Regions from separate parts of the Mus musculus genome. Here region 1 is linked to region 2. A link is a loop called in an ENCODE intact Hi-C map of the cell type or tissue named here. Cell type or tissue: heart. All regions are shown on one strand. Each heading gives the region's core, and the rest is flanking DNA. Links, peaks and the distances in the headings are about the cores only.

Region 1 (15,226 bases), core at 3,372-11,371, 91 kb before region 2:
GTTCCCAACACTCACATGGATGCTCACAGCTGCCTGTCCTCCCAGTTATGGAGATCCAATAACATCTTCTGTCCCTCAGGCACCAGACACAAACATGGTGCACACATACATTCAGAAAAACACACAAAAATATATATTCTTAAGTATTTGTGTCACAAAGAAAGGTATTTCTGATCCTTAACTATTAACAGCTTGGTAAGAATTGGACCTGGTAGTACACACTTGAAAGCAAAGGGGCACAACTTCTGGAAAAAAAAAAAAAAAGATTTGGCAAACCTCCTTTTATGTTTTTTTTACATTTCTTTATTTATTTTCTATGTGCATATTAGTTTTTATTTTGTGTTTTGATTTTCCTTCCAAAAGTGCATTTCAGGTATTAAATTCAGTTCTATCAGGCTGGGCAACAAGTGCCTTTATCCCCTGAGCCACCTTGCTGGTCTGGATTTGGCAAAATTCTTATCTTAGGCCTGTGGCAGGAGACATTGAAAGACAGCCCGCTTTTCCAAACTTATCCCTGCTCCTCTCCCTCCAAAAAGAAGTTCCAAAGGCTGCTGGCCCCCACCATCACAGAACAGTCACAGCAACCTACACCTCAGCACCAATTCTCTGTCTTTAGTTAGATTTGCATGGCTGTGACAAAATGCAGAAGACACCTTACAGTAGGAAAGCTGCATTCAGGCTTACTTTCAGAGACTTTTGGCTGTGACAGGCAAGGGCTTGCCTGCTCTTGAGGAAATACTAGGACATCAGCTTGTTTTTATTTCATGGCTACTATGAAGTAAAAACAAGCTGATGTCCTAGTATTTCCTCAAGAACAGGCAAGCCCTTGGTGACCTGGGTTTCTTCCATTAGGCCCTGCATGAAAGTTTTAACATAGTATCCCAGGTCTCTCAGAGACCAGTCCGTGCAGGAGCACACGGGGGTGGGGGTGGGGGGTGCACAGAAGCAACAGAGCTTCTTGCACAGGGTCCCTTTGGGCCTTCATCATCAGCCAGGAGGCAGAGCTGAGCTCCAGACCTCTGTGCACTTGCCTGCAGAGAGTGATCTGACCACTGGGACTCAAGAGAGCGTTGGATACCCAGGAGTGCTGACAGAGGCTAACAGAATCACAGGAGGAACAAGCTCTAGCCAGAGACAGAACATATAACACCAGAGATTACCAGATGGTAAAAGGCAAACATAAGAATCTTACTAACAAAAACCAAGACCACTCAGCATCAACAGAACCTAGTACTCCCACCACAGCAAGTCCTGCATACCCCAACACACGCTAAAAGCAAGATTCAGATATAAAATCATATCTCATGATGCTGGTAGAGGATTTTAAGAAGGGCATTAATAACTCACTTAAAGAAATACAGGATAACACTGCTAAACAGGTAGAAGTCCTTAAAGAGGAAGCATTAAAAAAAATCCCTTAAAGAATTACAGGAAAACACTGCTAAACAGGTAGAAGTTCTTAAAGAGGAAACACAAAAATCCCTTAAAGAATTACAGGAAAACACAACCAAATAGGTGATGGAATTGAACAAAACCATCCATGATCTAAAAATGAAAGTAGAAACAATAAAGAAAAGCCAAAGGGAGAGAACTCTGGAGATAGAAACCCTAGGAAAGAAATCAGGAACCATAGATGCGAGCATCAGCAACAGAATACAAGAGATAGAAGAGAGAATCTCAGGTGCAGAGGATTCCATAGAAAACATGGACACAACAATCAAAGAAAATGCAAAAAAATCCTAACTCAAAACATCCAGGAAATCCAGGACACAATGAGAAGACAAAACCTATGGATAATAGGAATAGATGAGAATGAAGATTTTCAACTTAAAGGACCAGTAAATATCTTCAACAAAATTATAGAAGAAAACTTCCCAAACCTAAAGAAAGAGATGCCCATGAACATATAAGAAGCCTACAGAACTCCAAATAGACTGAACCAGAAAAGAAATTCCTCCTGACACATAATAATCAGAACAATAAATGCACTAAATAAGGATAGAATATTAAAAGCAATAAGAGAAAAAGGTCAAGTAACATATAAAGGCAGACCTATCAGAATTACACCAGACTTCTCACCAGAGACTATGAAAGCCAGAAGATCCTGGACAGATGTTATACAGACCCTAAAAGAACACAAATGCCATACCCAGCAAAACTCTTAATTATGAAAGATGGAGAAACCAAAGTATTCCATGATAAATCCAAATTCACACACTATCTTTCCACGAATCCAGCCCTTCACAGGATAATAAAGGGAAAACTCCAACACAAGGACAGAAATTATGCCCTAGATAAAGCAAGAAAGTAATCTTCCAACAAACCTAAAAACTACCTCAGGGTGAAAGGCTGGAAAACAATTTTCCAAGCAAATGGTCCGAAGAAACAAGCTGGAGTAGCCATTCTAATATCAAATAAAATTGACTTCCAACCCAAAGTTATCAAAAAAGAAAAGGAGGGGCACTTCATATTCTTCAAAGGTAAAATCTACAAAGATGAACTCTCAATTCTGAATATCTATGCTACAAATACAAGGGCAGCCACATTCATTAAAGAAACTTTAGTAAAGCTCAAAGCACACATTGCACCTCACACAATAATAGTGGGATACTTCAACACCCACTCTCTCAATGGACAGAAACCAAAGACACACTGAAACTAAAAGAAGTTATGAAACAAATGGATTTAACAGATATCCACAGAACATTTTATCCTAAAGCAAAAGGATATACCTTCTCAGCACCTCATGGTACCCTTTCCAAAATTGACTATATAATTGGTCATTAGCCCAGAAACTTAGAATACCCAAGATACAACTTGCAAAACACATGAAACTCAAGAAGAAGGATGACCAAAGTTTGGATAGTTCATTCTTTCTTTGAACAGGGAACAAAAAATACCCATGGAAGGAGTTAGAGAGACAAAGTTTGGAGCTGAGATGGAAGGAAGGACCATCCAGAGACTGCTCCACCCGGGAATCCTTCTCATAAACAACCACCAAACGCAGACACTATTGCATATGCCAACAAGATTTTGCTGAAAGGATCCTGATACAGCTGTCTCTTGTGAGGCTATGCCAGTGCCTGGCAAATACAGAAGTGGATGCTCACAGTCATCTATAGGATGGAACACAGGGCCCCCAATGGAGGAGCTAGAAAAAGTATCCAAGGAGCTAAAGGGGTCTGCAACCCTATAGGAAGAATATGAACTAACCAGTACCCACCAGAGCTTGTGTCTCTAGTTGCATATGTAGCAGAGGATGGCCTGGTCGGCCATCAATGAGAGGAGAGGCCCATGGTCTTGCAAAAATTATATGCTCCAGTACAGGGGAATGCCAGGGCCAGGAAGCAGGAGTGGGTGGGTTAGGGAACAGGGTGTGGGGGGGGAGGATATAGGGGTTTTGGGGGGAGGAAACTAGGAAAGGGGATAGCATTTAAAATGTAAATGAAGAACGTATCTAATAAAAAAATAATATGAAAAAAAAGAATGTTTTAACACAAACCAACAGCAATGCAGGCTGGATATAAAGCGTTCAAAATGTGAGTCTTTGGAGAACAAAATACAATCCCCTGCATAGTCTAACAATTTCAGCTAGATTTTTTTTCTTTTTCTTTTATTAGATATTTTCTTTTCTTACATTTCAAATGTTATCCCCTTTCCTGGTCTCCCTCTGGAAACCCCCTCTCTTTATCCCCTCCCCCCTTTCCCAGTTCACCAACCTACCCACTCCCACTTCCCGGCCAAGGCATTCCCCTACACTAGGGCTTTGAGCCTTCACAAGACCAAGGATCTCTACTCCCATTGATAACCGACTAGGCCATCCTCTACTGAATATGTAGCTGGAACCATGAGTCCCACTATGTATACTCTTTGGTTGGTGGTTTTCAGCTAGATTTTTATGAAGCTGCTTGCTTTTAATACTTTACCATTAAGTTTGGGTTGACAATATATTCATTTTTGCTTTATTCTGGAAGTATCCCCCAACTCTTATTTACTACTTCCTCTTTTGATCAGAAATACATACTGGTTTACTAAAATAGTTTTTCAAAATTCAGAGAAATGGGGGCTAGAGAAAACAGTTCAGTTGAACTACTTGCTGCCTAAGCATGCAGACCTAAATTCAACCCTAACAGTGGCATAAAGCAGACATGGTGGTGTACTTTTGAATCCCTGCACTAAGGAGGCAGATCCCTAGAAACAATTACAGACTGAGTTCGAGGTGAACAAGGTGAACAGCTCCTGAGGAACAACATCTGAGGCTGACCTCTTTTCACAATATGCACACACGCATACACACACACACACACACACACACACAGAAAGAGAGAGAGAGAGAGAGAGAGAGAGAGAGAGAGAGAGAGAGAGAGAGAGAGAGGTGACTAAAATGTGACTGTGTTATAGAAGTAGAGAGAAGAACAGAAAACATTACTATAGTCTGGTGGTGTGATTGGCAGTATGGGTTAGTACCTGGGAGATTTTTAGCTTTTTTGAGAATTTTTTCCTGTGGTTCTGAGTTCAGCTTCCTCCCTCAGGGTGTTATTGCACACTGAGCTGGAAAGATAAAAGAAAAGGTGGGGTCTGCAGGATCCTAGTCCAGCAGGGAGTACAGGGGAGCAGAGTTGAAGGCCTTCTTGAGGATTTTAGTGTTACGGCTCTATTAAATGATATTCAATGAAACAGCTCTCTTATATGATCTTATATGATATTCAGTGATTCAGTGAAACAGCTTGTGTACATACACCTTATGTGGTGTCAATCAAGGGCTACATTCATGAACCTTGGAGAGTGATGAGAGGTTCTTAGAGTGAGGCTTAAAGTTCTGGGTGATGTGTTTATAAAAAGGTAAGGAGAGAGGGAATAAGTTCTATGGGTGTGTAGTGAGTTATAGGGGAAGAGAGTAACCGCAGCAGGGCCATGCCAAGGCAAGCATCCCTTCCCCCTGAAGGACCAGCCACATGATGACGGTATAGTATAGAGTTTATGTAGGGCATGGGGAGGTTAGTTAAGAGGGTAGTAGAGGCAGAGAAAAGGAGAGACAGAGAGAGAGACAGAGACAGAGCGAGAGAGAAGTAGAGGCCCGCCATGAGCAAGTGGAGAGAAAAGAGGGAAGGGAATTGGGAAGGGATGGGGGAAGGATGAGGGGACAGAGAGCAAAAAGGGAAGAGCCCAAGAGAGGAAGAGAACAAAAGATCAGGAAAGAGAGGAGGGGGCAAGCAGCCCCTTCTATAGTCAGGCCTATCTGACTATCGCCAAGTAACTGTGGGGTGGTGCCTACGCAGCTGTTGCCAGGTAACTGTGGGGGTGGAGCTTAGACAGAAAGCTAACCCTGTGGATGCCTCCTTTGCACAGAGAAGCATTCCAGGAATACCAGGCGCTTGCTGAGCAGGTTCTTATCTGGAGGGAAGAAGTTGAACCTGGAATTTTCCCAAGGAATATGTGGCATTCCTTGGGTAGAAGATTGCTGGTCGGGCTCCCCAGATCAGACAGAGAAGAGAAGCCAGCCCTTCCACCATCACCACCCCAAGAAAAGGAGCCCTCCATTTCTCACCAAGCTCAGGAAAGCTGTTTGAACATGGTAGACTACAACCTTAGTATCAAGGTGCAACATCTCCACACTGATTCCAAGTCAAATCTTCAAATAGTGGAAAGAGGTAAAAGACTCTGGAAGTTGTCCTCTGACCTCCATATGCATGCTGTGGCTCACATGTGCACACACACATAAAGAAACACTTGTAGAAAACACACATTAAATAAAGTAAAAATTTAAAAATCTCCCTCTAGGTGTAGGACAAGATGAACAGCCACTGGGGTATTACTTGGCCTACACTCCTCTTTCTACCTTTGATATCCTGAGTTAGAAAGACACAGGGCCATCTTACTGGGATGATCCTACAAAGGAAAGCTGATTCCTAAGCTCCATTTCTGTTACATTTTACCTAACTGGGCAGGCATTCAGACCCTGCCTATCTTCTTCACCAGGCTTGAGAAGGTAAAGCCAGAGGAGGAAACAGGGTACCAGGACCCTTTCTCTAGCCACCAGACTCAAAAGCAACTGAAACTCAAATCTGCGTGGGCAGCAACAACTAGAAAGATATTGGAGCTGTATCCTCAACGGCCTTAGAATAGGGTCCCAAATCTAGGACCGCACATAGTTCTGACAGTACAACAAAAATCTAATAAAGACCATGCAAATTCTTGAAACAATTCTATGAGTTGTATCTGAATAATTCTATGAGTTATTTTCTGAAATAGGACTTATCGGTAATATACTCATGTATTGCCAATAATACTACTAATATAGAAGCCCCAGTCTCATACGTGCATTTATATAAGACCTGCAGGCAAATCTTGATATTTTGCTAGTTGTATACTCTGCTCTTCTCAGCCAGTACAGTCTGACGAATCACATTCCCTGGAATTCCTCCGGTTTTTATTACTAGTATTGGAGGATCCTTTCCATCTTTGAATGGCTGGAATCAGACTTAACAGTTTACAACTCTAAATTATACAGATGCTAGGACTTTGCAGGATTGGATGGCCTGAGGATGGGGCTTAGAATGTAGAATTCAATTATCTTTGGAGAGAAGAAGGACCAAGATGTGCCAATTTTCTTTCTAAAGTGTGTGTGTGTACGTGTGTGTGTGTGTTGTTGTTGTTGTTGCTGCTGCTGCTGCACAAGGTCAGAAGAACCCCTGGATGCCCTATAGCTGGAGTTGTAGGATATTATAAGCCGAGAGCCTAACCGCTGTGAACTGGGTTCTCTAGAAGAGCAGCAAGGGCTCTTAACATCTGGACCATCTCTCTGGGTTAAGATTTAAAAGCCCAACTATTGAAAGGTGACATGTTGCAGTAGGATGTCAAAGACTTGCAGGTAACTGGGAACTAGGAGACTTTAAACCATTTACCAGGACTGTTAGCCTGCAGGGCCCAAATCTGTCAGCGGGCTGAGGAATTACTGGGTTTCCTCCTCTAGCCTGGAAAGAAGAGTCTGCTTGGAAAGCAGTGACTAACAGTTAGACAAACGGGGAACAAAAATTTGCAATTCTCAGGCAATTTAACATATTCCTGGGTATGACAGGCTACTGTAGAATTTGGTCCCAATTTTTGACTCTATGGCTAAGCCCCTTTATGAAATTTTGAATGGACCCAGAAATAGTTATGGGTTTGGAACCTTTAAAAGGGGATTTGACATCTGCTCCTACCATGGGAATTTGGGGCTTGCAAAAGTCTTTTCAGTCAACATGGAAAGGATGGAGTCCTAATGTGAGTTCTCACTCAAATGATTGGAGGTGAACCTCAAACTGTGGCCTATTTATCAAAGTAAATGGCTAACAAGGGGGATTATAGGGGAGGGAAGGGTGGTAGGGGACTTTGTGTTAGACACTATAGGAAGGACTTAAACAGATGATTTGTTTGCTCTGAGTTAATCTGCACACAAAACATCTTAAAGCTGTGTTTGTTCTGACATGTTTGTTCTGAGTTAGCTTTACACACCATTGGCTTAGCAGACTGCAAAGCATATAACTGACACCACTATACATTAACCAGACTAAGCTCTGTTGAGTGCCTTCGTTCGAAGTCAAACAAGATAAGCTTAAAATAACAAAGTGAACTTCACTTTTTTTTTTCCACTTTTTTTTTCAGCAGCAGCAGCAGCAACAACAACAATAACATAGAAACTTTAGAAAGAAAATCGGCATATCTTTACCCCACTTCTCTTCAAATATCATTGAATTCTAAATTCTAAACCCTACACTCAGGCAACCAAATAAAGAAGGCACAGATAGGAGTCTTTGGAACTTGGTGGCAAAAGGGTGGGGAATGAAGAATAAACTTGAGCACTAATAATTAACTTTGGTTCTCTAGAATCCAACCTACATGATCATGCCAGCTTTTGCCTAAAGCCCAACCTAAAGATTCAATTGCTGTGTCTGTTTGCTGGTGGCTGTGATTACAGCCCGAGCTTTGTTATTCTAGTGATAGAGATGACATCTCTGTGTGAAAACAGTCAAACGAAATGGTCTGATTTATGTAAATGAAATCTTTCAACTTAGACCCAGTCAGGACACCACCGAGTTGAGTCCTGGTCCTCCCATCGTCCTAGAGCGGAGCCGGAAACTACTGGGCTGGAACGCAGATTTTGAGAGACGTGTGACTGACCCTGCGACCAGGGCGAGGGGGACGTACGGTGATCGGGTTCCAGCGGAGAGAGAACCCGCAAACTTGGGACTCTCGAGCGGAGGGTCTGGTTGATACACAGAAACTCTCCACACCTCGGAGCTGGGAGGACCAGAAGCTGGTGCGTGACGGAAGCTGCGGGGCATGGGAGAGGGAGGGAGCTCAGGACGTAGTTGGTGAGGCGGTTTCCTGCTGTTGCGCAGCTCAAGCTGACTGCAAGCTCCAGCGTATCTCCTACTTCAGCTTTCTGATGGCTGAGATTGCCAGCACTCCTGGGTTCTGTTGCTTTATTTTGTTGTGAGGGATTTTTCCCCCTTTTTTTGTTTGTTGTTGTTTGGTTTTAAGAGCGTTTCGTGAAGCCCGTGTTGGCCTCATCATTTGGCGGCGTATACTCTTAATTTGAACTCCTGTTTATCCTTCTATCTCCGAGCTCTGAGCTCATAAGCTGGAGCTGCCACACATGGCTTCTGCATGTTTAAGTAGTTACCACTGTAAGTAAATAGAATATTTGAGTAGATAATCCGAAATAGATGGGTAGACAGAGGCGGCTTTAAAAGGCATACGTGAGAGAACAGCGAATACAGAGGCCCTAAAGCTGGAGCTTGTCTGTCTTATTTAGGGATTAACGAGGGCACCAGGGTATTTCGAGCGCAGTGAATAAGATTGCCACAGAGGATAAGTAAGTGAACAAAGTGGCCATTTGGTTGTGTGAGGAACTTGGTCTTGGGTGATAGAAGGACATACTCAGACAGGTCTTGTAATTGGACACCCATAATGTGCATAGATTAGAGGATGAGCAGAAATGAAATCAAGAATGGGTTGCAAACCAAAGTTGGGTGCAATTAAAAACCTGCATCTGAGCATAGTGACTAATTTCTATAATCCTAGCACTTGGGAGAATTGCCCATTGTGGGCTAGGGAGTGAGAGCCTTGGGGAAAAGGAAAACTGGCAGGAAATCTGGCAGGAAGTGAAGACTGACTGTTGTAGTTGTGGCCAGGTGGATCCCACAGCTTTTGCTTCTGGATCAGATGTACACACACAAGAGAGAGAAGGAAAAAATAAATTCATAATTCGGGGGTCTGTAGATTTAAAAAAGGACCAAAGGTAAGTTCAGTCCACCGTTGGTGGTTCACGTCTTTAATCCCAGGTTTGGAAGGCAGAAGCAGTCAGATCTCTGAGTTCAAGGCCAACCTGATCTACAGGGCAAATTGTCGGACAAACAGAGCTACACAGAGAAACCCTGTGTGTGTATGGGGGAAGGGGTCTGGAGGGGGGGGGGGCAAAACCAAAAAAAAAAAAAACAAACCCCTGAAGATCAGCTTGGAAACCTGTGTAAAATCATAAATTCTTCAACTCTTCAAGTTTCGTCTGTAGTGTGAGGTCGTTCTTAGTGTGGTGTCTGTGGAGATTGACTAAGCAAGGGACGCACAGGTGGAGCAGCTCTGTTGGCTTGTTGACTGTGACATGAGCTGTGACTAATCAATAAGAAAAAGGTTAAAGGGTTTTCCCTGTAAGAGTGGGATATATAAGGAACCAAGAACAAACAACAGTGGTAAGTTTGGTCATTAAAGCATAAGGAAAATTTAGACCATATTAAATGTTAAACTTGATCTTGATGGTGATGGCAACTCATTGTGTGCAACATGCTTCATTTCCCCCGTAGGAAGATCTCAGGTGCAGTGTGGCAAGTAGTCCGTGTCGGGAAGACCAGCATTTAAAGCAGTGGTTCTCAGCCTTCCTAATGCTGCGGCGCCCCTTTAATACAGGTCCTCGTGTTGTGAGGTCCAACCACAAAATTATTTTCACTGCTATTCTATACCTGTAATTTTGCTGCTGTTATGAATTGTAATATAAATATTTTTGGAGACAGAGCTTTGCCAAGGGGGTCACGACCCACAGATTGAGAACCACTGAGTTGAAGTAAGAGACGTCTGAGTAAGAGAGCATGCCATCAAGAAAATACAAGGGTGGACATGAGGGATATGAAGCCGTAGAATCAGAAGAACTCAAGGTTGCTGGAGAGATGGCTCCGCAGTTAAGAGCACTTTCGGGTCTTCTAGAAGACTCAGATTCAAATCCCAACACCCACTGGAAACTCCAAATTCAAGAGATCTACACCCTCTTCTGGCTCTCTTCAGGCACACATGTGATGCACAGATATATGTGCAGGCAAAACATCCATGCACATTTTTGAAGAGAACTTGATTAATTATATACATACAGTATAAAAGAAAGGGAAGAGAATGCTCAGTCTTCTGCCTTAAATGGCAGGGTCACTGGAGTTCCTTCCAAAGACAGGTTAAACCACCACGGTGTATATGTATATATATCTAATCACATTGTAGAACTGAGTCGCCACTAATTTATGTGATAGGCCTGTATCAGAGTTCTTACGGCCTTTAAAAAGAGATTTGTTTTTTAAATTATTTATGTATGCCCAAGTACGTGCACTTGAGTACAGTTGTCCTTGGAAGCCAGGACGGTCCTCAGATCTCCTGGTGCTGCAGTTACTGGTGTTGTGAGCTGCCCAGCAGGGCTTCAGGGAGCCTCACTGGGATTCTCTGAAAGAGCAGGCTATTTTCTTAGCCACAGAGCCATCCCCTCAGCCCCTTTATTAGGTATATTTAAAGAAATAGGATCAATTTTTTTCTTTTATTGATTTTGGTCAACAGATGTCTAAAGAGATTTATTAAAATGCGAACATGACAGTTGAAAGAAGATTGTTTGGGAAAAGGATCATGGGGGGGCAACTGATCAAAATATATGTGTGTGACGTGTCATGAAATCCATTGTTGTACATAGTTAATAAATGCTAATTTTAAGAAGAATAGGAAAAATGCCAATGATTTATTACAAGGATTGTCTCATGATTATCAAGTCCTAAGATCTTGGGGAGATTTAGCAAGCTAAAAACAAAACAACAGATAATGGCATTATAGTGCAAGTCGAAACCCTGTGTGCCACAGAAGCAGGGTGTTTACTTTAAGTCTGAAGGCAAAGACTTAGGATCCAGGAGAACTGAATTCTCAGTTCTGAGTTGAAGGGAAACCCAAAACCTTAGTGTCTGACTTGAAGGTGCTACAGAGGAAGTCTCACTCATTTGTGAGAGGATGCGTCCTTTTGTTCTCCAACCTTCTGTTGATCTGGCAAGGCCTACTACATTGTGAAGGATAGACTGTTTTACTCTTGTCTACAGTCTGTTAACTTAAATATTAAATCTAAACTCATTTTAACCAAATATTTTCACCCAGGTGTCAGAAGTGACTTATAAACTAACCATCACAGTACTAACCTGATATTTTCTGACCAACAAACATCACATCCTTGGACTTTCTCAAGCCTCTATTAATAGGTCATGCTACTCTGAGCCTCTCACATCCTTGCTACTTGAGAGGTACGAATGGGAGGGTTGTTTCAGCTCAGACATATGAGGCCTCGTTGAGCAACACAGCAAAACCACATCACAAACAAACAAATACTAGTAATGGCTTTTAAATGTAATGATTAGGTTATAAGCTTCCTGGCTCGGCCTCTGGAATGTTGTGATGCAGACCTGAAGGACCCCATCTGCTTTAAATCTTTGCTGTTTTGTTTTTAATGCAAGCATTGGATTTCAAGTGGTTCACTTAGCTGTGTCTCCTTAATCTAGAACAATAACCTCCTAGCATACATCTGCTTTTTTGCTTTGGGGAAATTGGATTCATGCCTGTCATAGATTGTCTGAGTTCTGGATTTCTCAGAAAGTTTCCTCAGGAAATTCATGATAAATAATATTTATTAAAAGTGTTCCATAGGTAATGGGGCCTTGTTGTTGATGCTGCTACACTTGGTCTTTTGGGTACATTTGCAGCTGCCAGGTACCTTTATCTTCTTTTTATTGCTACACAGCAGCTGGTTAGCACTGAGAATGCTCTGTTCTCCCCTCTTCTCACCCCGTGCTTTTAGCATTCGTGTGTGCCTCTCACCTGAATCATTTGAGAGTTTTAAATGGCAGTTTTTCAAATCTATTCCAATTTCTAGTTTAGGTGGCAACCTATGAAAGTTTTCTCATTTTGCTTATATATTCTTAAGAGTAGCTACTTTGGAGAACACAAATGACTAGAAGGAAACAACCCTCAGGAAAGATGACTTGTTGCTGTTGTTATTACTAGCACGGCTGTTTCTGTGACTTGTGTTTTTAGGAGTGTCTCTCAGGATACAGTCAAGAGAAAAGTCTCCAAAACAGAGTGCCTGAAGCAAGGGATGGCACTGGCCTTGGTGAGTGCGTGTTCATCATCTTTCCTTTTTTTTTCTTTTTAACTTCTTTGAGAGTTTTCAACAACATGTTCTGATCATATTCTGTTCCCACACATACCTCTTCCCAGATCCACCCTAGCAAGCGTGCATACTCTTTGGCTCCCCTGAATCTGAAGGAGGAGCTTCAGGTAATGAGAGAACCACTGTTGTTCATGGTGTCAGAGGTCTGGCCTGGGGGGGTCCTAACAGACTAAATTTAGCGACTTGTCGCTCAGTCCAATGAGAGAGACGATTGGTAGTGAAGCAAGATAAGAATCAGTTATTTAGCAAGTCCATGTTGGGAAGAAACAGGAAAACAGTGCCCTGACTCAGAATTAAATGGGGGAAAGGACAAGAGCCGAGGTGAAGGGGAGCAAATAGCAGTCCTTGTCAGTCTGTCTTGGACAGACTGGTCAGTCAGTATTTCGTGCTGGTTCTGTAAAGTCCTGATCCCTCCAGCAAAGTCATTACTGCTGAGGCAGCCAGTGCTGGCCAGTGGATCCCATTATGGGTGATCTGTCTGCAGAGTTCTTGGGGTCATGAAAATAACTTATTCTTATCTTGGTGACATTAGCCTTAAAAGGGAACTAGAAGCTGTGTGTAGTGGTATAGGACTTTAATCCCAGCACTCAGTAACAGGTAGATCTCTGTGAGGCCAGCTTGGTATATTTGGTACCAAGTTCCAGGCCAGTTACAGCCACATAGTAAGAGCCTGTCTCAAAAGAAAAGAGGAGTGGGGCTACTAGCAAGGCTAGGGAAATTAGGGACTATCAAGCTTTGTTCGCCAGTTGTCAGAGAGACAGTTCTTGAATGATTAGGATATATGTGCAGAGTTGAGTAGAAATCTGACTTTAAAGTTTAAGGTAGCTAAGGAGACATAGTTGTAGATCCAAGTCTGTGCTTTAAGCCACTGTTAAAACTACTGTGCTTGGGAACAGGGATTCAAAGTTCAAGGGGACAGAAAAGGCGTTGGGCAGGAGCCATTGTGCAAACAGTTCAGGCAGCTGCGCTATGAGGAAAGCACTGGACCTCGAGAGGTTTTACGCCGGCTCAGGGAGCTCTGCAGACAGTGGCTGCGGCCTGAGACCCACAGCAAGGAGCAGATCCTGGAGCTGCTGGTACTGGAGCAGTTCCTGACCATCCTGCCAAGAGATCTGCAGGTCCAGGTGCTCGAGCACCACCCAGAGACTGGGGAGGAACTGGTGGGAATACTGGAAGATTTGCAGCTGGACCGTGGAAAAGCAGGAGAGCAGAAGGTAAGGGGTGCAGGTGCCCATTTGCAGGAAAGTAAGAAGTGAGCCCCCAGGTCACATAGGCGGACATGAGCACAGCAGCGGGCGGGGCACTGCTCACTGCTGGTCAGTGTGGGCCTCGCCTCACCCTTGCCATCCCCGGTGAGGCTGAAGTGTAAGGAGGCTCTCCGTTCTGCCTCTTCTTAGCCTCTTGAAAGGTTTCTTTGTTCTCTTTTCTGACATTGAAGTGGTTTTTTTTGTAAACCGGTTTCCTAATTATCTGTACTTATCTCTAGGACTCAGCCCAAAGAAGCAGACCAACGGTGCTGGTTGGCGAGCCAGCCCCTCGCAGGGAAGCACGGGAGCAGCCTGGGTGTGCGCTTCCTCAGAAGCCTGAGGAGAGAGGTAAGAACCAAATGGCATCTTTTTGCATTTGAATTATGGTAGGCCATGCAGTGCCTCTGCCTTGGCACTCGGCATTTTGGTATTTGTTTTTATTAGGCCTGTTGTGGCTTAATTTGTATACATAATCTAAACTGTAGCCTCTCTAGTCAGTGCAGGTTTTTGTTTTGTTGTTGTTGTTGTTTTGTTTGTTTTTGTATATACAATAAACTTAGTAACACAGTCAAGATTTAAAAGATCTACAACTCCAAACAATTTGAATGAACAACACACCAAGAAGTGGAGCTGAGCCTACCTGTTGCTCTTCCCTGAGGCAAAAAAGTCTCAGACAGAGTTTCCTTATTCCCTTTCCTAGCTCCTTCAAATCACTGTGAATGGCAGTGCTGAGGGTGGGGTGTTAATCAGTTTCTTTGGCTCTGCTTTGTTACTGTTCTATTTCTTACTTTTAGTCTCAGTCTCTCTCTCTCTCTCTCTCTCTCTCTCTCTCTCTCTCTCCCCTCCCTCCCCTCCCCACCCCCTTCTTTTTTTTTTTTTTTTTTTTTTTTTGACACAGGGTCTTCCTGTGCAGCTCTGATTGATCTCAACTACAACTATGTAGATCAGCTGGCCTTGAACTCTCTAATGTCTTTGATGCTTTCACTAAGTTATGTTGTAGTCTTCTCTGTCACTTAAATACGAATGTATAGATGTCTCTCCTTGCTTAGATCCCTTAGTGAACTGGGAAATGCTATTCTGTTTTTTCACATGAAGTACTGTGGCCACATTGGGAAGAGGAACCGAGAGATAGAGCTTTCGCTCTCCTCAGGCAATAGCGAATTGTGCTGCGCCTCCCACTCACCCGCACTCTGTTGGCCTGTTTGTTTCCATTTCCCCTTCCTGTTTCTCTCTTCTGGCTCCCTCCTGCCTCATTCATTCTATCCCCTGCTCCAGGCTCCCCATTCACTCACTGTCTGGGTCAGTGTCCTCGCCTGCTCGCTCACGGGAAGTTAGCTTCCAGTTTCTGGCTTCTTTCTCTCTTTCCATAGTTAAAGAGCCAAGTTTTGTTTTGTGCCCTGAATCTGCTATAGATCCCCTCTGAGGGGAACAAATCATATTTCAACATGATGTTTTTGTGAATGCATTATTCTCAAGGTCTTAT
Region 2 (15,226 bases), core at 3,362-11,361:
ACCTTCAAGGCTTTGAGATTGAACCCAGGACCTCATTCAGTGCACACAGACATTTTAAATACACGACACCACAGGTGATGTTGATGTTTGCCCATGTTGGGGTATAGTGGATGTCACAGACTGGATTGGAAGCCAGATACAAGAACTTGGTTTCTGGTCTTCCTCGCTGTGGTATAACAGCTGTCATCTGCACTATTTATGTGTAGGAGTGGTTTGCCTGCATGTACATACACACTTGTCCCTCATGCCTACAGATCAGAAGAAGGAATCAGATGCCCTAGAACCAGTTATAGATGGCTTTGAGCCATCACCATGTGGGTGATAGAAACCAAACCCGGGTTATCTACAAGAGCAACAAGTGCTCTTAACTGCTGAGCCATCTCTCCAGCCTCCTGCATCCTGCTTTCTTTTTCTTTAGGTTTCATGTAGCTCAGGCAGGCCTTGAACTCCTAATCCTCCTGCTTCAGCATCTTGAGATATGCTGTGATAAACAAGTATGAATGACCATATCGCTTCTACAATACATGTATACTTAGAGATATTTTAGAGACAAAGGAGAAGAGTGCTCTGTCAGTGCACCACAAGCATTGATTGGCTAGCATTCCTAGACCATCCTCCTACTCTGTCCTCAAGCTATTTCCATTTAATGCCCATCAGCTCAACACTTAAAACAACTCTCTAGTAGGCTGGCTTCCAAACTACCTGCACTCTTGCTTCTGCTCACCTATTTCACCAAAAGTGTTCTCCCTTTTCTCTTCCAGATCTACCCACCAAACACTTATTTTCAATAAAAATAATTTCAGAAATCTTTCCTGAGCAGGTGTACAAGGAGTTGGTCCTTCAAAAATATTTTCTACTACTTTAATTCTAAAGCACGCTGAGCATCAATTCCACTGCCCTTCTCTTTAACTATGGTAGACTTCCACATCTCTGGCTTAGTTGTAAATGTTCTAAGAAATCTGGAGTTAGACTTCCTCCACAGCCACACACAAAGGACAGTATACAGAGGGAGCTCATCAAATATTTATGGTCTCGTAACAGCAAAGGCTGAAATGTCACCACAAAGCATTACAAATACAATACTCTTCATCAGCCGACACCGTGAGGTAGCTTCCCTGTAGTCATCACACAGAGTACTTGCTCTTTTGTGACTAGTCTGATGATGAGTAAGAGCTGAGTTCTACGTGAACAATTCCCCACGCCCATTACACTTTTAGGGACCACTTCTATAATGAATTCTCTAGTGCTCAGCAAGCTCTGACTCCTGTCTGAAGGTCTTGCCACATTCATCACACTTGTAGGGCCTTCCCAGTGTGGGTTCCCTAATGTTCTGTGAGTTCTGACATCTGAATAAAGGCCTTCCCGCCCTCAGCACATTTATACGGTCTCTCTCCGGTATGAATTTGTTCGTGTTCTATAAGACTTATTTTTTGAATAAATGCTTTTCCACATACACTGCATTTGTAGGGCTTCTCCTTGGTGTGGTTCCTCTGCTGCTGAATAGGACCACTTTGAGTGAAGGGTTTCTCCTTGTGATGGGTTTCCTGATGGGTAGCAAGAGATGAGTTATAAACAAAAGCTTTCCCACAATCGTTGCATTCGTAGGGTTTTGCTCCAGTGTGAACTCCTTGATGCTGAGAAAGTGTAGAACGGCGATTAAAACTTTTATTACACTGAAGACATTGATAAGGTCTGTTTCTTCTATGGCTCTTGAGATGGTGAAAGAGGCCTGCTTTCTGGCAAAAGGCTTTGCCACATTCGTTACAGTGGTAGTGCTTTTCTCCCGAGTGAAGTCTCTGATGTTGGTTAAGTGCTGACCACTGGCCAAAAGCCCTGCCACATTCATTACATTTATACGGTTTCTCTCCAGTGTGGACCACCTTGTGTCGAATAAGAACAGTCCTCCATCGGAAAGTTTTCCCACATACTTCACATTTGTAGGGCCTGTCTCCAGTGTGGACTCTCTTGTGCTCTATGAGGCGCGAGTGCTGAGTAAAACTCTTTCCACACTCATCACACCCATGCACTTTTCTCCCTGGACAGATGCTCTGGTGTTTAGCGTACTCTGAGTTCGCAGGAGAATTTACACCATTTTCATTACGCAGAGGCTGGCTGTCTTCATGGGAAATACCAGAAGACTCTTCTCCAGGGTTGTGAGCTTCTTCACACTCAAGTGCATCCTTTGCTAATCTGCTAGCAGGATTCTGTTCTGCTTCCGTCCCTTCCCAGAGGCCTTGCTTTAGAGTGACATTCCTGGGCTCATTGCCAGTCTCAACACCTGAAACTACAAAAAGCAGCCTGCAGGTTACCCACTCCCCAGGGAGTAAATGGAAGCTTATGATATCAGTAACATAAAAGTATTCAAATGAAAATTACATAAGATCTCAGAGTTTCTACTACAAACTACAAAACTACACTAGGATACAAGATGAAATAAATATATAATGCACCCCCAAAATGAATAAAGAGATAATAAAGCAAGAGAAAACTGGGCAGAGGGGAACTATGTGATTTCCAAGAAAGGAAACACGCAATGCTTATCACAAGAGAGACACTACTCCATTATCAGGCAAAAATGAGCTAAATAGCACATATAATTTTTAAATTCTTTTATTATTCTGTTTGAGTGTGCACATGTCATGGCACATGGTTGGAAATCAGAGGACAACTTTTAGAAGTTTATTTTCTCCTACTGTGGATTCTGGAGATAAATTCAGGTTGCTGGCTTTGTAAAGCACGTACTTTAACATGCTGAGCCATCTTGCCAGCATAAGGTATAATTTTTCACTCACTGTATTTACCTAATTAGTTTGGTACTACACTGTACTCACAAAATGGATATCTCAAATTGCTGGTGTGAATTTATCCAAATCGTTAATGGAAAGCAATTTCACAATAACTATTAACATTATACAGTACACAACTTTCGGCAAGTACAGGTAGGAATTTATACTGTTAGTTATTGCAGCACTATTTGTTATGAGAACACAACAAAGATAAATGTCATCAGGAGCAGCTGCCTAACCTTCCTTGTCCTTTTGTCTATTCTTTTTCCTAAAGATTGATTGATTGATTGATTGATTTATATGAGCACACTGCCACTCTCCTCAGACACACCAGAAGAGGGCATCAGATCCCATTACAGATGGTTGTGAGCCACCATGTGGTTGCTGGGAGTTGAATTGAGGACCTCTGGAAGAGCAGTCAGTGCTCTTAACCACAGAGCCATCTCGCCAGCCCCTTGTCTATACTTTTTAATGCTAAGCAGCTGTTAAGAAATAGAAGGGACACAAGTCCACCATCTTAGTGTGAAGGAAAAGAAAATGTTTACTTAAAAAAAAATCTCTAGAAGGACACATGAAAAAATTTAAAAAGTGACAATATACTTCAGAGTTGGGAGTGGGGAAAATAGATGAATTAAATGGCACAGAAATTCTTCACTGGATAACTTTTATAAATCCTTCTTTTAAACCATAGAACAGTCTACCTATTAAAAAATTAAAAATCAGAGTTAGAAGAAATGAGGAAGACAGTGAGTCCCCACCTGGTCACCACCTTGACCATTACCAGTACCATGTTCATTGTACTGTCCTTCAGTCAGGTAAATATTTCTTTTTTCTCAGACTACTAGGAAGCTGCAGACATCATGTAACAAAAACTTATTTACTAAAAGAACTATTTCTGTCCAAGTGGAAGACAAAAATACTGTTTATTAGATCAAAGTCTACAAGTAGCAGAGAGGTCAGAATAAGGGATTATAACTATCAGAAGAATGAAACTAAGTAAACCTAAACAAAATAAAGCCAGAATTTAGAAAACTGCTAATTTTGTAAGAAGAAAAGGGGGCTGCGGATGCACCTTAGAGAGATACAGTGCTTTTCTAGCATGCATGAGGTTCTGGGTTTAAAGAAAGAAGGGGGGTGGGGTGAGGGTAGATGACTAAAGGGTGACAAACCACAACACATGCATGTCAACACGTGAGCATCAGATTTCTGGGCAGCCCTCTCACTTTTAACGAGAAACAGCAGGAAGCACCCAACAAGCCCTGGGGTCCTATCAGCCTGTTTCCCCTTCTTTACCTTGCTCCTCCTGGGCTTCACGGCCTGCAAGTTCACACCCAGGCTTGGCTTTGACAAACTGAAGGGACACGCTGGGTTTCTGCTCTGTTGCCAAAGGCTTCACCTCCTGAAACGTTACCTGTTCTTCAGTTTGGACTGAGGCCTGGGGGAAATGGGAGAAGCACTCTAAGAGCAGCAAACAAGAAAGAGTACAGTGTTCACACAGGCTCCTGCCTGCTCAAGCCCGGATGGCTTTTTTCACAGCAATCAGCATGTCTCGATCGCACTCATTTTTCAAGGTCATTTGAAAATGTCACTCAATCCAGGGAACCTTCTTTTCCCTGATACTGCTATATTTTGTTGCTCTCCTGTTATTTTCACATCTTTGCCTAGTGCTCAAAAATTGGAGATGGAAAAGAGGTGAAGGGAAAGATGGAAAGAAAGCAGAGAGGAGGAAAAAGGAATTCTAGAGGAAGGAGCTGAAGAACAGTAGGTAAGAACATTTGCTGCTCTTCTAGAATACAGGGTCTCCAGCATCCACACTGGGCGATTTACAACTGACTGCATCTCTAGTTAATAGGTACAACTTCCTAAAATGATTTCCATTAACTCAACTTTTGACCTACAGGTCTCCTCACCACCATGTAGAATTTACCCAATATAACAACTAGAGTGATTATTTTAAAATTTACTTTATATTTCTTTTCTGCTCAAAGCTAGACACTGACTTTCCATTTGCCAAAATCTAATATCTCTATAATGGTCTCTAAGTCTATATATAAGTTCTTTAATTCTTTCATCTTCTCTACAAATTTCCCTCTACCCTGTACATCCTGGTAACACTTAAGGCCTGTGATATGACCTGTCTGTTGAATGGTGTGACCCTCAGTACTTTACTACCCCTTTCTCTGTGCTTTTGATATCAACATCTGACATCTTTTTTCCTCTATCTCTTCTCAGTAGACTAGAATCTACGGAGTAGCTTGTATATGATGTTCACTGGTGCATTCAAAAAAAGCCCCTGCAGAATGGCCACCTACAGCCCTTAACTCTGTCAAGAATGATATTATCAGTTCTCTTACATGTAACTGTGAATTCATTGACTATTTTAAACTTTTTGGCTCCTTTTCTCTCTCCCTTTTATTTTATACCTGGATGCCAGGTTGCACTTCTTTTATTTCACAGGTTCATCCTCTTTGTACTGTGATGTCCTAAGTTTAGCTCTTCTCACATGCTCATGGCAAATGCATTGATTGGTGTCTGAAGCTGGCTTGTGTGTTGTAACATGTGTAGAATCATCCTGTGCTCATCAATTATAACAACCAAATTTCTCTAAGAAACTGACAAACGTCCTCTTTGGCTCGGAATTACCACTGGTTGAAAACCAGCCTTGTCACAGTTAAGACAAAGATAAAAAGGGTTATAAATGATTCTTTTTTCTGCCTCTTTTATGTAATTTTTTATAGCTTATTTAGACTATAGAGAAAAGATTTAGAGCTTTTGTACTAGAAGAAAATTCAAACTGAGGGGTTTATGGTCAATGTCATAAACTGTATCTCAACTTTCCTACTCAAAAGTTCTCGTTTCCAACACAAATGGGCTTTCTATCCCTCAAGCATGTATCCCCCACACGGACCCTCCCATCTAACTCTCCATTCTGCTCCCATATCTCACTCATTCAGGATAGTGACCTCCACCTCCATCTTTTAACTGTTTACTACAGAAATCAGGGCAGTGGATATATGTTTTTCCTGGAGAGATGTGAGAAAGCTTCTTTTCACTCCAGATAGGGCACTGACCAACCAAATAAAGATCCCAGCTAAGTCTAGCTTGGCCAACCAAGAGTTCCTTGAGCTTGCTTATAGCACAAGTGAGAGGTTTCTTAAGACACCAGGTGGCAAGTCCCACCCTAGCACTGGTGAAGAATCCATCAAATTCACACCACTGAAGTCTTGCTGTCCACCAACAGATCTGGACAAAGAGGGATTAACAGCTGGTATCCTCCACCAGTGTTTCTACTTGGGAGTATTAACAGCTCCATAACTGTGTACATAGCTATCACTGGATTAAACACATAGCACCGTGGATTAAACACAGGACCTTGCACATACTAAGCAAGTCCTCTAGCACTGAAACATATCCCCAATCTTGTTATTTTTTGGACAGGGACTTGCAGTATAGCCCATATTGTTCTCAAACCCCAATCTATGTGCTTCCATCATCTGAGTGCTAGTTGACAGGCATGTGCTCCTACCCAGCTCAACACCCATTTCTCAATTACTTGTTTATATTACATAATAGTCTTTACAAGAGGCTGTTTCGCACCCTATTACCACCATCTAATACCTTCTTCTTCTTCCTCTTCTTCTAGTATCTTCGCTCGTAGTATATGCCTTGTGTGTCTGAACTAAGCATCAGATAGAACTTTGTAGCTTAGCACAGAAATAAAACAACCCCACTGATGAAAAGGAATAATTAAACTAAGACCAGACAGGAGTGGACGTACATACCTGTAATCTCAGCACCAAGGATATGAGACAGGAAGATTACAAGCCCAAGGCTAGGATGTACAACGTACAAGTTCAACTCCAAATTCCCATGACACTTAAAGTCCCCTTTGGATCCAACTAAATGTCAATATGCTTTGTAAAATAGTGGTATACTTCACTTTGGCCTACAAATTCAGTCGCGCTTAGGAAAGAGGACCCCTCCCCCCTTTTTCTTACCCGGTATCCTAGTTCATCAAGCTCTCTCTCTAAATCCTCCAGCACAGTCACCACCTCCTCCACACTCTCCGGATTCTGCTCCTGCACCCAGGCCTGCAGCTCCCCTGGCAGGATGGTCAGGAACTGCTCCAGCACCAGCAGCTCCAGGATCTGCTCCTTGCTGTTCAAGTCCGGCCGCAGCCACTGTCTGCAGAGCTCGCGCAGCCGGCTCAGAGCCTCCCGGGGTCCAGAAGTTTCCTGGTAGCAAAACTGTCTGAAGTATTTTCGGAAGACGTCTCTGTTATAAGTGTTCTTTTGTAGGTTCCTATCTTGTCTGGTGGTATACTTACATTCTTCCTCCATTTTTATTTCCAAAAGTCCACCCTGGTTCTTACAGACCTTGGTATCACTAGTAGATGTCATCGTAGCTAGATAAAAGATGTATCAATCTTTCAAGTAATAACTCCTTGGTAAATCTTCTTACCCAGTGGACCTAAGGGATAAGTCATCGTTACTAACACGAACTACAATAAGCAAATACCGCCTATTCTAAGAGTTAAGTGGGAGAGTTGAAAAGCTGCCCTCCGGTTAATCTACTGTATTGACTGGATTGTACGTGGACTTTCACAAAAATAGACAAAAGTGAAAAAGATGTCAAATTGTTTCAGGACTTCAGGGAGTAAAGCTTGGGAAGAAACTTACCTCCACTTACTCCTAAAGTGAACAACAACTAACTGAAATAAACAAAAAATTTTGGAATTAGCAGATAGCGTTGGGGAAGGGCAACCGCTGCCTGGCGGGTGGGAAGTTCAACTAACAGTACCACCAAAAATAACGGAAAGAGTACAAGAGTAGGGTACGCCTGCCTTGCTGCTTTTGATTTTTTTTTCTGCGTACCTGGCACAAATCACATATACATAGTACAGTCTCCCAACTGGCTTTAGTTGGAACTTAACCACTCATAAAGGTTAGAAGTTGGGGAGGGTGCTCTGCTTTTCTCCTGCCCCTCCAGTTCTGTGACTCTAACTTAAAGTTCTGCAGCGTGCCTAGGTCCGGGCCAGCTCCGCGCCCCAGGGGGACCCATAGGCAGCCGCAGCGCAGCCCGGGTGGCCTTTCCCCCGGTTCCAAGCATCTTTCTAAGGCCGAGAGTCTAGGTAGCAGGGAGCACCCTCCCCCCGCCTGGAGCACGAGCTCGCTCACCGCGTCGCTCCTGCGCAGGGAAGGGAATCCAGCCCTCCCAGGAACCGGAAGTCATCGCGGACTCCCACAAAGGCCGGAAGCGGTGGAGCCCTGTTGCTCCCAGAGCCACTCTAGGGAGCCACGGAGTTCCACTCAGTGGTTTGTCCTTACTCTGGCAAAAGAAGTTGGGATTTTCTGTCTAATCATAGTGAGCATGCCGGTCCTTATCCGGTTTCGCGTTTGTGTTTCAGTATCACTGAGATTAGTGATGTCTCAAAGAGACATTCTTCTGGTCAATGGGAAAAAATGTATTAAAAGGATAATTTAGTAAGTTAACAGGATATTATGAACACTAAAATCAGCCTTCATAAGTACGAGTGTGAATGAAAAGACCACAGCTACAAAAGCAACAGCAAAAATACTCAGAGCTCAAGAGATGTGCCACATTTACTTGGGGCTAACTTTAAAACACTTTAAAAGCCAAATATGAACATAAATAGGAGGCAATAAGCTTTCTTGGGTAGAAAAACTCAACAAAGCAGTCAGTACTAATTAAATATGTTTGCAACTATGGTATCCCAATAAACACAACCATTTTTCTAGAATTAAAAAAAAATGTTTGTTTGTTTGTTTGTTTTAATTTAAAAGGAGAGTCCAAAGAAAAATCCCTGAAAAAGAATAGTGGTTAATGCTCTTATCATGCACCAGAACATTCTGTGTTCTGGAAGTGAAAACAAAACAACAACAACAAAAATCTCACCCTGTTCTTAGCTAATGTACATGTCGAGGGTAACCAGAAAACCAAGCACAAGCTCTCAAAGATAGTAGTAATTTATTATCGAGCAAAATACATGTAGAGTGTGGCTTAGGACATTGATTTACATAACCAGAACAAAAGAAAGTAGTAAATCAAGACAACTTTAAAAAAACAATTAGTGGAAATGTAAGTTAGGTGGTGTCTTAGTCTGGGTTTCTATTCCTGCACAAACACCATGACCAAGAAGCCAGCTGGGGAGGAAAGGGTTTATTCAGCTTACTTTTCCACACTGCTGTTCATCACTAAAGGAAGTCAGGACTAGAACTCAAGCAGGTCAGGAAGCAGGAGCTGATGCAGAGGCCACGGAAGGATGTTTCTTACTGGCTTGCTTCCCCTGGCTTGCTCAGCCTGCTCTCTTATAGAACCCAAAACTACCAGCCCAGGGATGGCATCACCCACAAGGGGTCCTTCCCCCTTGATCACTAATTGAGAAAATGCCTTACAGCTGGATCTCATGGAGGCATTTTCTCAACAGAAACTCCTTTCTCTGTGATAACTCCAGCTTGTGTCAAGTTGGCACACAAAGCCAGCCAGTACAGGTGGGTTATAGCTATCTGGAAAATTCTTAGCCTTTTGATTGGTGAAACCAAGTGATCTGTTAGTACATTTCAAAGGGATTTACCTAAAAAGCAGAAGGACATTAAGGCAGACACATGGGTGGGCAATGAATGGTTGTAAAGAGCTATATGTAACAAAAGACAATTTGTCTCTGGACCTACAACTTTAAAACTCTCCACAACTGCCGGGCGGTGGTGGCACATGCCTTTAATCCCAGCACTTGGGAGGCAGAGGCAGGCAGATTTCTGAGTTCGAGGCCAGCCTGGTCTATAGAGTGAGTTCCAGGATAGCCAGGACTATACAGAGAAACCCTGTCTCGAAAAAAAACCAAAAAAAAAAAAAAAAAAAAACCCAAACAAACAAACAAACAAAAAAACTCTCCACAACTGCCTAAGTTCTAATCATTCAATCAAGTCTTGTAGATCTAACACAAATGTGGCTGCTTTTTTTCCCTTAGGAACATCAATTCACACAAGGTAGATATTAGCAGGCCTAGATGGTATTAGGAATAGATGCCCCCCCCCTTTGCCCTCATAATCAAGAACTGAAACAGCAAGACTCTGGTTACTGGTCAAAAGAATAATATTTAAGTCACATTTCCTCAGCTATGAATATAGCATTGTTAATAAATGACTATGTAAGCTTTATCAGATAACTAGCCAGAGGTTTTCTGGTAAAGAAGAAAGATACAACTTTGTCCCTTCATAAGACTTGGTCCAGCACTATGCCCCTCCTTAGAATTGGGAACAAAACACCCATGGAAGGAGTTACAGAGACAAAGTTTGGAGCTGAGACGAAAGGATGGACCATCTAGAGACTGCCATATCCAGGGATCCACCCCATAATCAGCTTCCAAATGCTGACACCATTGCGTATACTAGCAAGATTTTATCGAAAGGACCCAGATGTAGCTGTCTCTTGTGAGACTATGCCGGGGCCTAGCAAACACAGAAGTGGATGCTCACAGTCAGCTATTGGATGGATCACAGGGCTCCCAATGGAGGAGCTAGAGAAAGTACCCAAGGAGCTAAAGGGATCTGCAACCCTATAGGTGGAACAACATTATGAACTAACCAGTACCTCAGAGCTCTTGACTCTAGCTGCATATGTATCAAAAGATGGCCTAGTCGGCCATCACTGGAAAGAGAGGCCCATTGGACACGCAAACTGTATATGCCTCAGTACAGGGGAACGCCAGGGCCAAAAAAATGGGAATGGGTGGGTAGGGAAGTGGGGGGGGGGAGGGTATGGGGGACTTTTGGGATAGCATTGGAAATGTAATTGAGGAAATATGTAATAAAAAATATTTTAAAAAATAAAGTACAAATAGACCTGTTTATTGAAAAAAAAAAAAAGACTTGGTCCAAATGAGTCTGTCATTTACCTGAATGGGAAAACATGCCTCAGAGAAAGGGGTGTCAGCTCTAGAGACTTTATAAATAGCTTTCCTACTGTGTAGGTTAACACAGTGGTCTCCTTAGCATTGCCCACTCTCACCTCTTATGACGGTGTTATCCTCTATGATAGGCTTAGATTTTTCAAAACCTATTTTAATAAGTATTCCTAAACCCTTTAACCTCCCTTCTAGCTCCAGAGGCAGTGGAGAGGAAAGGTTAATAGGCAAAATAAAATGTGGACCTGTGGAAACTAAAAGGGGGCATAGGGGAAAGAGTGGGAGGGAGGATAGCCTGCACCCGGCCTCCTATGCTCTGGGCAGACGGACAAGGGAGGGCTGCCAGATGCTTTCCACTCTGCCCCAGGTGGGCATCTAAGCCACTGACCCCACTCGACGGGGGGTGGACAAGGGGCAGCCCCTGACCAGGGCCCCCGGTCCCCAGGGCGACACCCTGTAGCCCCGGGGTTATGGGAGAGAGGACTTAGGCTTCCACGCAGGCAAGAGTATGCGCAGCAGGCCTTGATGAACAGAGAGAGTCTATGGTTTTAGAGCTTTATTGTAGAGAGTCAGGGAAAAAAGGAGAGAAGGTAAAAGAGAGAGAGAGAGACCGGTCATGGTCAAGAGAGAGAGAAGAAAGGCTAGAGAGTAAGAGGGAGAGAGAGGAAGAGAGAGGAAAGAGGAGACTAAGGGGAGTAAGAGCAAGAGAGCAAGAGAGTGAGGAGGGGCCAAACAGCCCCTCTTATGGTGTGCTGTTGTTAGGTAACTGGGGAGTTGTTTAGCCTGAAGGTCAGAAGCTTGGGACACTGCCTACATGACTACCAACCATGCTTCTCTTGTGGCGGCTGAGGGAGCAGTAACTTCGACAGGAGCCAGGGTTCCAGGAGACATGAGAGAACTCCTCCCATCCCATGTAGGTGAATTATCAACACCAGGTCCTGGGGTTCAACATCTCAGCTCGACTGGAGACCAGACTGTCTGTGTATAGCCCAATACCCAACATGGACCTGTTTAAAAATGGTTCTTTGGGGCAATTCCAATCTTCAATGTCAGGATATCAGCAGTTCATGTGTCAGCAATGGTAGCTTGATCCATGCACAAACACCATTCATCAATCAACTATGTCAGTTCAATCCATTAAAAAAACTGGAGACTCTGCCAATCATTGGAGTCTTCAAAGAAGCGATTCTTGTCGCTGGAATTTCACAAGTTCTTTAGTGCATTTCTCAGTGAAGTCAGCAAAGAAGGCAAGGCAACAGCGTTGCCAGAGAAGATCAGCATCAACAAAACCCAATGAAGAGGAGCAGAATGGCAAGGTGAACCAATGCCACCCCATTCACTGTCCGTTGGGTTATATTTGTATCCTTTCCAAATATCATGTGTTCTCTCAAACGACAGATGTAGCAGAATATCACAAGTCCCCTTTCCAGGCATCATCCAGAAAAACACAACATGCCTGTTCTCAGCAAAACATCCTCCCACCTGTCTGCTTCAACAAAAACATCATCTCATAAAATAATTTCCAGAAAAACATCACAAGATATAACTGAGTCTCCAAAGATACCAGAAATGTCCACACCACTCTATTCTACAGTAAACTTGTCTACCTGCTACACTATTGTGTTTGTCTTGTTTGAACTATTTCAATGGAAATCCAAGGATGGAGAGCCCCAAAGGGTCCAGAGTGAGATCCTCATGATAACATAAAATTCCTCCATGTTTGGTAGGTCATTGAAACAGATTGAAAAGGTTTATTATCTCTGTCTTCATTGTATCTATTCCCACTTTCGGCTTTAACCTTTGGGGCAGATTCTACTACATTCTGTGGATTGGTAATGTTTCTCCACAGTGTAGAGTCTTTGGCACTGGAGCAGGTCTGACCACTGGCTGAAGGTCCTTCCACATGCTGCCTGCCTGTGTGTGTTCTCTGGTGCTCAACGAGAATGCAATGCTAAGTGAAGCCGTTTCCACATTCAGCACAGATTTAGGCTCTTTTCACTGCTGAACTTCACTGCTGCTTCTCCAGTCTGCCCTCATGGTCACAAGTGTCTCCACATCCAGGGGCCTGAGTAGCATCACCATTTCGAATTCCAGATATTTCTACAAGAGATTTCACTTCTTTAGAAATCTCCTTCTTTGAGGTTTAATCTTCACTCCAAGTCCTGTTCTCAACACTGAAATAACAAGTGAGAAAAACCAGCGTTATTTTTCTAAAAGGGAAGGGACCAGTGTTTCTGGGAGAAGATACTCTGTATTAGATCTGCTTGTTTAACTACCTGCCACTCCCTGAAAACTTCCTGAGTTGCTTCCTCAGTACTGAATGTTATGCCTGGTATCTATTAGTCACTAAGTGAATATGTAAATTAGCATTCAGGGAATAAGACTAGCTCCTGGTGAAATGTTAACTCCACCAGTCTCCTGAACATGCCATTCTTCTTTCAAGTTACCCTGCTGCTGGTTTTTCATGATTTGGAACTGGCCACAGGAAGACTTATGAGGCATTCTTGGAGTTGGTGTCTCCTTTATAGACTCTTCCGGTTCCCAACTGCGCTTGAGACCTGATGGAAAGGATAATTAGGAATCTAATACCGGAGAGAAGATTGCAAGGAGGCCTTCCCACGGCCACTGTGAAAAAAAGGGAACACAGATGTGGTAAAGAAAAACCAAAGTCAAGGCTGGAGAGAGCACTCTGGTTTAGAGCACTTGTTGCTCTTGTAGAGAACCTGGTTTTTATCTCCAGCATCTGCACAATGGCTTGCAACAATTTTGACTCCAGGTCCAGGGATTTCAGTGCCCTCTCCTGACCTCCACAGGCACCAGGCCCACATGTGGTGCTCACACATACATGCAGTGAAGACATCCATGTACATAAAACTACATATATTTAAACAAACAAACAAACAAACAAACAAACAAACAAAGGCAGATAGAGTAAGCGTCTATAACAGATCCAGGCAGGCAGAAACACCCTCCTTCTCTCATACTGTCAGTTGTGACATACGCCTGGCATAAGCAACCTAAAGGAATACTCGCTTAGCTCAGTTTCAGGGGATTCGGTCCATGGCTACAGGCTTCAAGTGCTTACCTCAAGCACAGGAATACTTTGAGTATATGGGTGAAAAGTTTCCTGATAGTTGAAAGGAAGCAGAGAGCTTGACAGCCAGGGTCAAGATTCACCAAATAAAACCCAACCTCGGAGGGGTAAGGGGCAGGGGTGGGAAGATGGATTTTACTTCCATTATTAGTTGGGTAAGGGCTGTGGGATCTGAAATGGAGTTTTTTTTTTTTTTTTTTTTTTTTTTAGGACCTTGATCTTTGGGTTCATCTGACTGAGGGGGCTTAGGAGCTGTGTTCCTATCAGTCTGTCCCATTTTAGATGATCCTATGCATTGTCTAATTGCAGCTAAAATCAGCAAAAAATCATGGGAGGGTGTTTTTCCTTCTTGGGTATCTCTGTTTTTGATGAGAGAAGCTACTCAGATCCATGAGTCTGGGCTATAAATATTGTCATTGGCCATGCATGGCGCTATCTGAAGGACTTCCCCCCAAAACAAGGAGGCTTGTTTTTGGCATAAATAAATAAATATAGATATAAATAAGAAGAACCCAACCTCTACTGTTGTAGTACCTCTGAGGGCACCGCCACCTATAGTTTCCAGAACCTCTCTAAATAGCCACCAGCTTGGGATTTAGTGCCCGTCTGAGCTTTTCAGAGGGGGCACTGCATATCCAAATCATGACAAAAGCAAACTCATTCTTCCACTTCCCTCTCGTTGTCCTGGTTCATCCATTTCTTCTTTCCAAATCCTCCAGAACATGCATTGCCTTGTCACCACTCATAGGTGGTACTCTCTCAAGAGCCCTGCAGCTCCTTAGGGGAGAGAGAGAGAAAGAGAAAGAGAGAGAGAGAGAGAGAGAGAGAGAGAGAGAGAGAGAGAGAGAGAGAGAGAGCTTACCCAAGAGTAGGGGTCCTAAAACGAGGAGTCAGAGAGAAAGACAAGTCATAAAGACCATGGTGGGTAGTTCTGTCCCTAAGAACACTAGAAGATAGCCAGCCCTTCCTTGCGACTATGGGCCATTTACCATGACTAGAGCGGTGTGATGGTTTGTATATACTTGTCCCAGAGAGTGGCACTATTAGAAGGTGTGGCCTTGTTGGAGAAGGTGTGTCACTGTGGGTATGGGCTATAAGATCCTCATCCTAGCTGCCTGGAAACCAGCATTCTGCTAGCAACCTTCAGATGAAGATGAAGAGCTCTCAGTTCCTCCTGCATCATGTCTGAAGATGTTGCCATGTTTCTGCCTTGATGATAATGGACTTAACCTCTGAACCTGTAAGCCAGGCCCAATTAAATGTTGTCCTTGTAAGAGTTGCCTTGGTCATAGTGTTTGTTCACAGCAGTAAAACCCTAACTAAGACAGAAGGGAAGCTCCGGTGTTTGGATGGAAAGGTCTAGCAATCCGATGGCTGGAAAGTCCATGTGGCAGCAGGAAATGTCAAACTGTGAATTTGTAA

Evidence for each region. Peaks named below come from ENCODE experiments on the same cell type or tissue, not always from the same donor. Only the 100,000 strongest peaks of a DNase experiment are listed, where the experiment ranks them.
Region 1: a loop joins it to region 2, with 7 times the contacts of the local background. A loop is called at or near these places in 12 of 42 quality-filtered maps.

Annotation. Positions count from the first base shown.
Region 1 is chr13:21,446,651-21,461,876 of GRCm38, reverse strand. It overlaps Zscan26 (zinc finger and SCAN domain containing 26), which reads left to right and starts at 8,150. Exons shown (of 6, transcript NM_001347491.1): 1 at 8,150-8,299; 2 at 12,361-12,436; 3 at 12,544-12,603; 4 at 13,393-13,710; 5 at 13,983-14,091. The coding sequence starts at 12,422. 4930470G03Rik (RIKEN cDNA 4930470G03 gene) reads right to left here. Exons shown (of 4, transcript NR_151504.1): 4 at 15,047-15,226. In heart, for the core only: no CTCF peak of the experiment used is centred there; a DNase peak (open chromatin) is centred at 8,146; H3K4me3 peaks cover 1,784 bases; H3K27ac peaks cover 2,555 bases.
Region 2 is chr13:21,355,610-21,370,835 of GRCm38, reverse strand. It overlaps Zscan12 (zinc finger and SCAN domain containing 12), which reads right to left and starts at 8,016. Exons shown (of 4, transcript NM_016684.2): 1 at 7,964-8,016; 2 at 6,785-7,256; 3 at 4,080-4,221; 4 at 1-2,284. The coding sequence starts at 7,186. The coding sequence ends at 1,323. In heart, for the core only: CTCF peaks have their summits at 7,800 and 8,001; a DNase peak (open chromatin) is centred at 8,025; H3K4me3 peaks cover 2,044 bases; H3K27ac peaks cover 1,070 bases.